Linked DNA regions of Homo sapiens: region 2 is linked to region 1. The links are chromatin contacts, found by Hi-C or POLR2A ChIA-PET in ENCODE. All regions are on one chromosome and are shown on one strand. The core of a region is the stretch at or near the end of the contact, and the rest is flanking DNA. Distances in the headings are between cores, read along the strand shown. Region 1 holds the start of CAMKK1 (calcium/calmodulin dependent protein kinase kinase 1). Region 2 overlaps NTN1 (netrin 1).

Region 1 (2,965 bases), core at 149-2,648:
TCTTCATCCTTTTCTCCACTCCACTGCCTGGAATGCGTTATGTGATTGCTGGAGCTCTAGCTGGTATCCTGAACCATGAGGTCAAAAGCCACACTCAAGTTGCTGGAATTATTCATTCAACAACATCCACTGAGCACCTGTGCCATGCGACAGGCTGTGTGCTGGACGAATCAGGCACAGTGCTTGCCATCCAGGAGCTCCCAGTCCCAATGAGGAACCAGCAGGTAAACAGATGCCAGGTACAAGGAAGTACCTGGGTGGGGCCACTAACCCATGCTGGAAGTGGGGAGGTCATGGAGAAGGTTTCCAGGCAGAAGTAGGATTGAATTGAACCCTGAAAGACGAGTAGGCGTTAAACAGGCAGGTGGCTGGGAGTAAGGCTATACAGGGCTTGATTAGACCTATTCTCACGGTGAGCCATAGAAAATGCCTCTCGGTGGACTTGTGTTCCTGAAAACTTGCTCTGGGTGCCAGGGAGAGAAAGGCTAGTAGGAGGTGAGACTGGATGGGGCTGGAGGCCAGGGAGGAGGCTGCTGCAGCAATCAGGGACAAGATGGTGGTAGCCTGAGCTAAGGGAGGGGAAGTGGGGTGGAGAGGAGTGGGCCGATTCCAGGGATAGTTAAGAGGCAGTATGGCAGGGCCTGGAGATGGACTGGTTGGAGCAGGAAACAGGGAGGCAGCAGGTGACTCCCAGGCTCCTGGCTCCACTTCGAGACAGGGACGCAGGAGGTTAGATTTGGGGGAAGGATATGGGGCAAGTGGTGGTGCCAGAGGATTCACACGCGGAGGCGTTAGGGGAAGAGGTGGCGGCAGAGTCCCCAGGAACAGCCACAGCGAAGGTCACCTCACTGTCCTGCTGAGTTCCCTCTACTCCCTCGGCCCTCGCTAGGCCATTCCTGTCGCCGGCTCACCGAGCAAGCACTTCACTCTGTGCTAAGCCACCTCTCGGCCTCTCTGCCCCCGCCCCGCAGAAGCTACACTCCTGGGCCTGCCATTCAAGGCCTTCCTCCCCGGGCCTCGCCCCTCCCTCGCACGCACCGCGCCTCGCCCGGGAGGGAGGGGCGCTCTGGCTCCTGCAGGCCGGGATGGGGGCGCAAAGGGTTTGGCGGGGAAGCACGGTCCCCTGCAGGCCCAGGAGAAGGGCCCACGCCGCGGCCGGGAGGGACTTCGGGGACCCCAGGACGCCGGGGGCGTGGCGAGGTCGGCCCCGCCGCAGGGGAGGGAGGGCCCCTACCGCGCCGCCCACCGCGGTCCCTTAGTCCAGGAGGGGGCGGGAGTCCCGGGCTCCGATTGGGCGGCGCTGGCGGGGCCGTTCGCTCCGACCAATGAGCGCCGGCCGGGCGCGGCGGTGGGCGGGGCAGCGAGCGCTGCCCGGAGCCGCGGCGCCCGCGGGCTGAGCTCGGCGATCTGGGCCCCAGCGAGGCGGTGGGGCGGGGCGGGGCGGGGCGGGGCGCGCAGCAGGAGCGAGTGGGGCCGCCCGCCGGGCCGCGGACACTGTCGCCCGGCGCCCAGGTAGGGATCGGCGGGGCGGGGACGCGGGCGAGGAGCAGGAGGACGAACGCCTTAACACCTGCCCCGAGCCTGCAAGGGAGAGGCGGGGGGGGTCTGCCAGGCCGCGTCTACGAGGGAGCTGGGATCTGGTCAGGGCGGGGATCCTTCCCCTTCTGTCTGCGGGGCCGGGTCTGCGGGGTGCCTCGCGGAGTCTGCTCGGGTCTGCGCCGGCCGCCGGGACCGCATCGCCGCGGGTGCCCCGCCGTCTGCGTTCTTCCCCGCTTCTGTCTGCGGACCGCATCCATCCCCGGTGCACTGTCCCCCGCGCCCGGCTCCTGGTGGAGGCCACGTCTGTGCGGAGTGGGCCCGGCCCGGGGCACCCACGTGCGGTTCTCCGCGGAGCGCTCCTCCCACGGCCCGCCGGAGCGTCTTCCTGCAGGAGCCGGGGGCGGGGTGGGAGATGAATGGGGCGGCGGCGGCGCGCGGCTCAGGCTGCGCAGGGTCCTGCCTTGGCTGGGGCGAGAGGGGGCGGCAGAGGCGGGCGCTGCGGCTTCGGGGCCCGGGAGGCGCAGGGCTGGTGGCTGGGGGGGTGTCCACGTGCGCAGGGACCTGCGTGTGCTGTTTGGAGGCGGGTGTGCGTGTGTCACGTGGACGCGGGAGTGTGCCTGTGTCTGCGTGGGGGGTGCAGGACAGGATGGAGTGGTGTGTGAGGGCGGGTCACGCGGACACGGGCGTGTGCCTGTCAGGGGAGGGGGTGTGCTCAAGTCTTGGCGTTGCAGGGCTGTGCAGAGAAGGCTGTGTCACAGGCCACAGGACCGGGCCTTGGTGGTGTCCGCAGGGCGGGCACAGGAGTGTGGGAGGGGCACACAGCCTGTGCGCGCTGGAGGATCCCAGGGAAGTGGCGCTGGCCTCCCCAAGCCCTGCCCTCTTTCCTCCAGTACATACAAATTGACCCCCCACTGCGTCCCAGGCGCACACACTCTGGGGACCCTTCGCCTCTTCCTCGGTCTCCCACCGTCAGTCCTCACAGCAGCCATGGGAGTCGTTTTAAACCTCACCTAACCGAGGCACTCCCCTGCTCACAACCTCCCCCTGGCTTTGGGGGCCTCCTGGGCTCTGTCCACCAAGCTCTCCCCACCCCCAAACCAAGCCCGGAGTCCCAGCCAGGAAATGACTCTCCTATATGCACAGTGCAAACTTCCATCCTCGCCTCATCCTGAAATCCTGCTCAGTGCTCAGAAGAGAGCTCAGGTGCCACCTCCTCTAGGAAGCCATCCCTGAGGCCAGCACAATGAGTGAGGGGGCTTTCTCTCCAGATGTAACTCCTCTTGCTATCAGGTGCCTCTTATGTGGGGAAGACTCCACTCCAGCCACGTCAGCCTCCCTGCTGTTCTTCATACTGAGCAAGCACTGTCCCCTCATGGCGTTTGCACCTGCTGGTCCCTGCACCTGAAATGCTCTTCCCCAGATAACT
Region 2 (2,965 bases), core at 275-2,774, 5.3 Mb before region 1:
CACAGGGATTGGGCGGGTAGGCTGCAGAGCTGGAGTGCAGTGAGGGCCAGCGTGGCCCCTGGTCAGAAAGTCGGGCTCTGGAGTTTGAGCCCCAGTCCTGCCACCAATTTGCAGCATGACCTTGGGCACGTGTACTCCAGTCTCCTTGCTGGTGATAATGAGTCCCTGTCCCACAGGGTTGTCATGAGTACACACTGGGAGCATGTGGGTAAAGTGCCTGGCACACAGCAGGTGCTCAATAAATGGCAGCCGTGATGCGGGTAAATGTGGGGAAGGCGGAGGGAAGCCAGACCACCGGGGGCCGAGCTTCATACTTGGTATGACCCTTTTGAGCAGCCAAACTCTGGCCGGGAAAGTGAAACCAATTTCCTGACTGTGAGGGGAGCCAGGCCTCTTAATTCAGTGCGCCGGGTGTGAGGATGTGGGCCAGAGGCCCGGGCAGTGCAGAGAGCCCAGGAAGGCAGGGAGCCAGGAGGCCCCAGGGCACAGGAATGGACCCTGTGTGAGGAGGTCAGAACAAAAGGGGCTGCCTGCTTGAGGACCGTGTCTCTAGGAGATTTTGGAAGGAGGGCTGGGGCACAGTGGAGGGCACGGGCAGACTCCACAAAGACCGTCTGGAAAGGCACGGTCAAGGTGTGGCCCAGGCCAGACCCAAGACAGCTGTAGGGGGCAGGCCGGCAGCCTCTGTGCCTTCCCTTGGAGAAGCCAGCATGGCCTCCTTGGCCCCCAGGAACCTGGTCATTCCTGTGCCCCTGCCCACCCATGGCTCAGGCACTCTGGTACTTCACTGAGCCAGCAAACCCCATCCCAGCTCAAACAAGCCCCCGGCCCCAAGCCAGGCCCAAGTGCCTTCGCAGCCTGCAGACTCCAAGCCCGTTCAGGCCCTTTCCAGCTGTTGACATTGCTGAGGGGCCTTGCGGGAGCTGATGTCATTTACATAAATAGTGTCACTGCCGTAAACCCAGCCAGTGCCCCTCCCCCTCCCCCTGGAAAACGTCATAAAAAGGGCTGGTTCCAAGTTTCCAAAAGGAAACTCTCTGGGAGGTTTTGCGTTTGCGATGCCTCCTCCAACAGGCAGCTCCAGCATGAGGCGGTGACCACCCGGCTTGGGCTTCTCAGGGGTGTCCCTGGGCCCACTGCCTTCCGGATGGGCCAGCCCCACGCTGGGCAGGGGCAGGGGCAGGGGCAGAGACAGGCAGCAGCAGGGGCTTCCTCTCCTCTCTCCACAGGTGAACCACTCACCGACCCCAAGCCCCCACCCAGTAGGACCCACTCAGCAGGTAGCAGTGGAGACAGAGGCCGCCTGGGGCATGCTGGCTGGACAGGAGCTGTCCACTCCCCAAATGCTGCCAGGCCCCTTCAGATGGAGGAGTCCAGGCTGTGACAGCCAGGTGGCCCGCGGGGAACTGCTAGAAGGGGCCGGGGAGAAAGGGGGGGATCCCGTCGGCTGCGTGTCGGGTGGTGGTTTGGTGGGTGCTCCGCGCCCCGCCCACACTACGGGCTTGAGAATTCACAGTTCTCCTCCCGTCCACGTCTCCGCGCCATCCACGCCCCGCGCCTGGGGCCCCAGTTGTGCGATTCTGCGCCCGCCCCCGGGCCCCAGGGCAGGCTGCCCCCAGCCCCTCCACGGCGGCCGCGCCCAGGCCCAGGGAAGCGCGTCTCTGCTCTGGAAGGAGCCCCGTGAGGTAGCTACGTCTCGTCATTTCTCCAGGGCCCGGCCGGCGGCGCACCCCGCCCCGCGTGCACGCGGCTCCCGCCCAGAGCGCGCAGGGTGGGGGTAGGGGGAGGGGCCGCCGAGGGTCCCGCCCCCCGCGCCGTGCGGCCCCGCCCCCTCCCTCCCCCCACCTGGGAAAGCCCTCGCGGGCCAAGTCCGCGGCGGCCGGGCCAAGGCGCCCGCTCTCGCTCGGCCCCGCCCTGGCGCCCGCCCGCCCGCCCGCCCGCTGCCTCGGCGCTAGGCCTTCTTGCACTTGCCCTTCTTCTCACGCTGCTGGAACTTGCGCAGCCGCCGCGCCCACGTGTCCCGCCACTGGATCACCAGGCTGCTTTTATCGGCCACGATGCCGCTCTGGTCCGGAGAGTCCTCCGCGTTGCCCAGCAGCAGGTACTTCTTGAGGGGCTTGATTTTGGGACACTTGCAGGCGATGTCCCGCGAGCGGATCCACAGGCTCTGGTCACCGCGGCGGATGCGGCTCGTGCCCTGCTTATACACGGAGATGATGTTCACCGTGAACTTCCACCAGTCCCCCGCCTTGTCCGCCTTCAGGATGTGGATCTGGACGGCTGCAAGGAAGCACAGGCAGACGGGTGGGCTCCCAGCTGCTGTGGCTAGGTCCGCCCTGCCTGAGCCTGGGGAGAAGGGAAAGGAGACCCAGCCCCAGGAAGTGACTGCACAGAGTGGCCCATACAGGAGCGCGTGGGTGGTGGCAAGCTGATCGTAGACCCCCACCTGCTAACAACAGGGCCAAGAAGCCTTGCCTCCCACGCTGTGAGGGTGCCACCCAGCACTGCCGTCGGGACAAGCCATCTCCTGGCCTTGTCAAGGCCCACTTTGTCCAGGAAGCCTACAGGTGCTGACCACGCCCCCAGCACTCTGGGCAAGCTGTCTGCCCAGGGCAGGCGCTCGGGTGAGAGCAGTGCTGGCGGGGAGAGGGAGGTTCCTCAGGGGTGCGCTTCTCCAAAGGCCCAAGTCACTTTACACCAGCCCTCATGACACTCCACACACAGCCTGGCCCTCCAACCAGCCTCAGAAAACCATAATGGGTCCTCAATGCTCAGGGACAGAAGATGAGAACCCACCCTTTGGGGTGGCCGTAGTGCCTTTTCCAGAGCCCCGGGAACCTTGGACTGCCGCTTCCCACGCCTAAGCCATCCCTACCAGGTGGCCTCCCTTCCTCCATGCCGCCCAAGGTCCCCAGACCATTCCTCTTACTCCAAATTCTCTGCCAGTATTTTCCCTAGTAGAAGG

Evidence for each region. Hi-C counts contacts between places; a loop is a spot of excess contacts on that map. ChIA-PET counts read pairs that join two places held with the same protein, here RNA polymerase II (POLR2A). Pooled maps may share reads with other maps.
Region 2: a loop to region 1 is called in a map of ascending aorta, with 6 times the contacts of the local background. The contact joins the enhancer-like site here to the promoter of CAMKK1 in region 1. A Hi-C loop is called at or near these places in 1 of 168 maps with a recorded cell type or tissue (ascending aorta) and 7 of 50 pooled maps. POLR2A ChIA-PET finds 5 or more read pairs at or near these places in 1 of 52 experiments (activated naive CD4-positive, alpha-beta T cell).

What each region holds. Positions count from the first base shown.
Region 1 is chr17:3,891,486-3,894,450 of GRCh38, reverse strand. It overlaps CAMKK1 (calcium/calmodulin dependent protein kinase kinase 1), which reads left to right and starts at 1,398. Exons shown (of 16, transcript NM_032294.3): 1 at 1,398-1,512. RefSeq lists silencers at 952-1,491, 1,522-1,701, 1,842-2,091.
Region 2 is chr17:9,238,955-9,241,919 of GRCh38, reverse strand. It overlaps NTN1 (netrin 1), which reads right to left. Exons shown (of 7, transcript NM_004822.3): 7 at 1-2,280. The coding sequence ends at 1,952. LOC124903923 (a long non-coding RNA gene) reads right to left here. Exons shown (of 2, transcript XR_007065614.1): 2 at 2,936-2,965. Among named protein-coding and RNA genes, the nearest start is that of NTN1, 220 kb to the right of the region's middle. RefSeq lists a silencer at 1,488-1,937. Within about 2 kb of position 1,524, at least 27 of the 41 ENCODE cell types and tissues checked have a DNase peak (open chromatin) inside an H3K27ac peak, as active enhancers do; they include ascending aorta, where a contact is called at or near this core.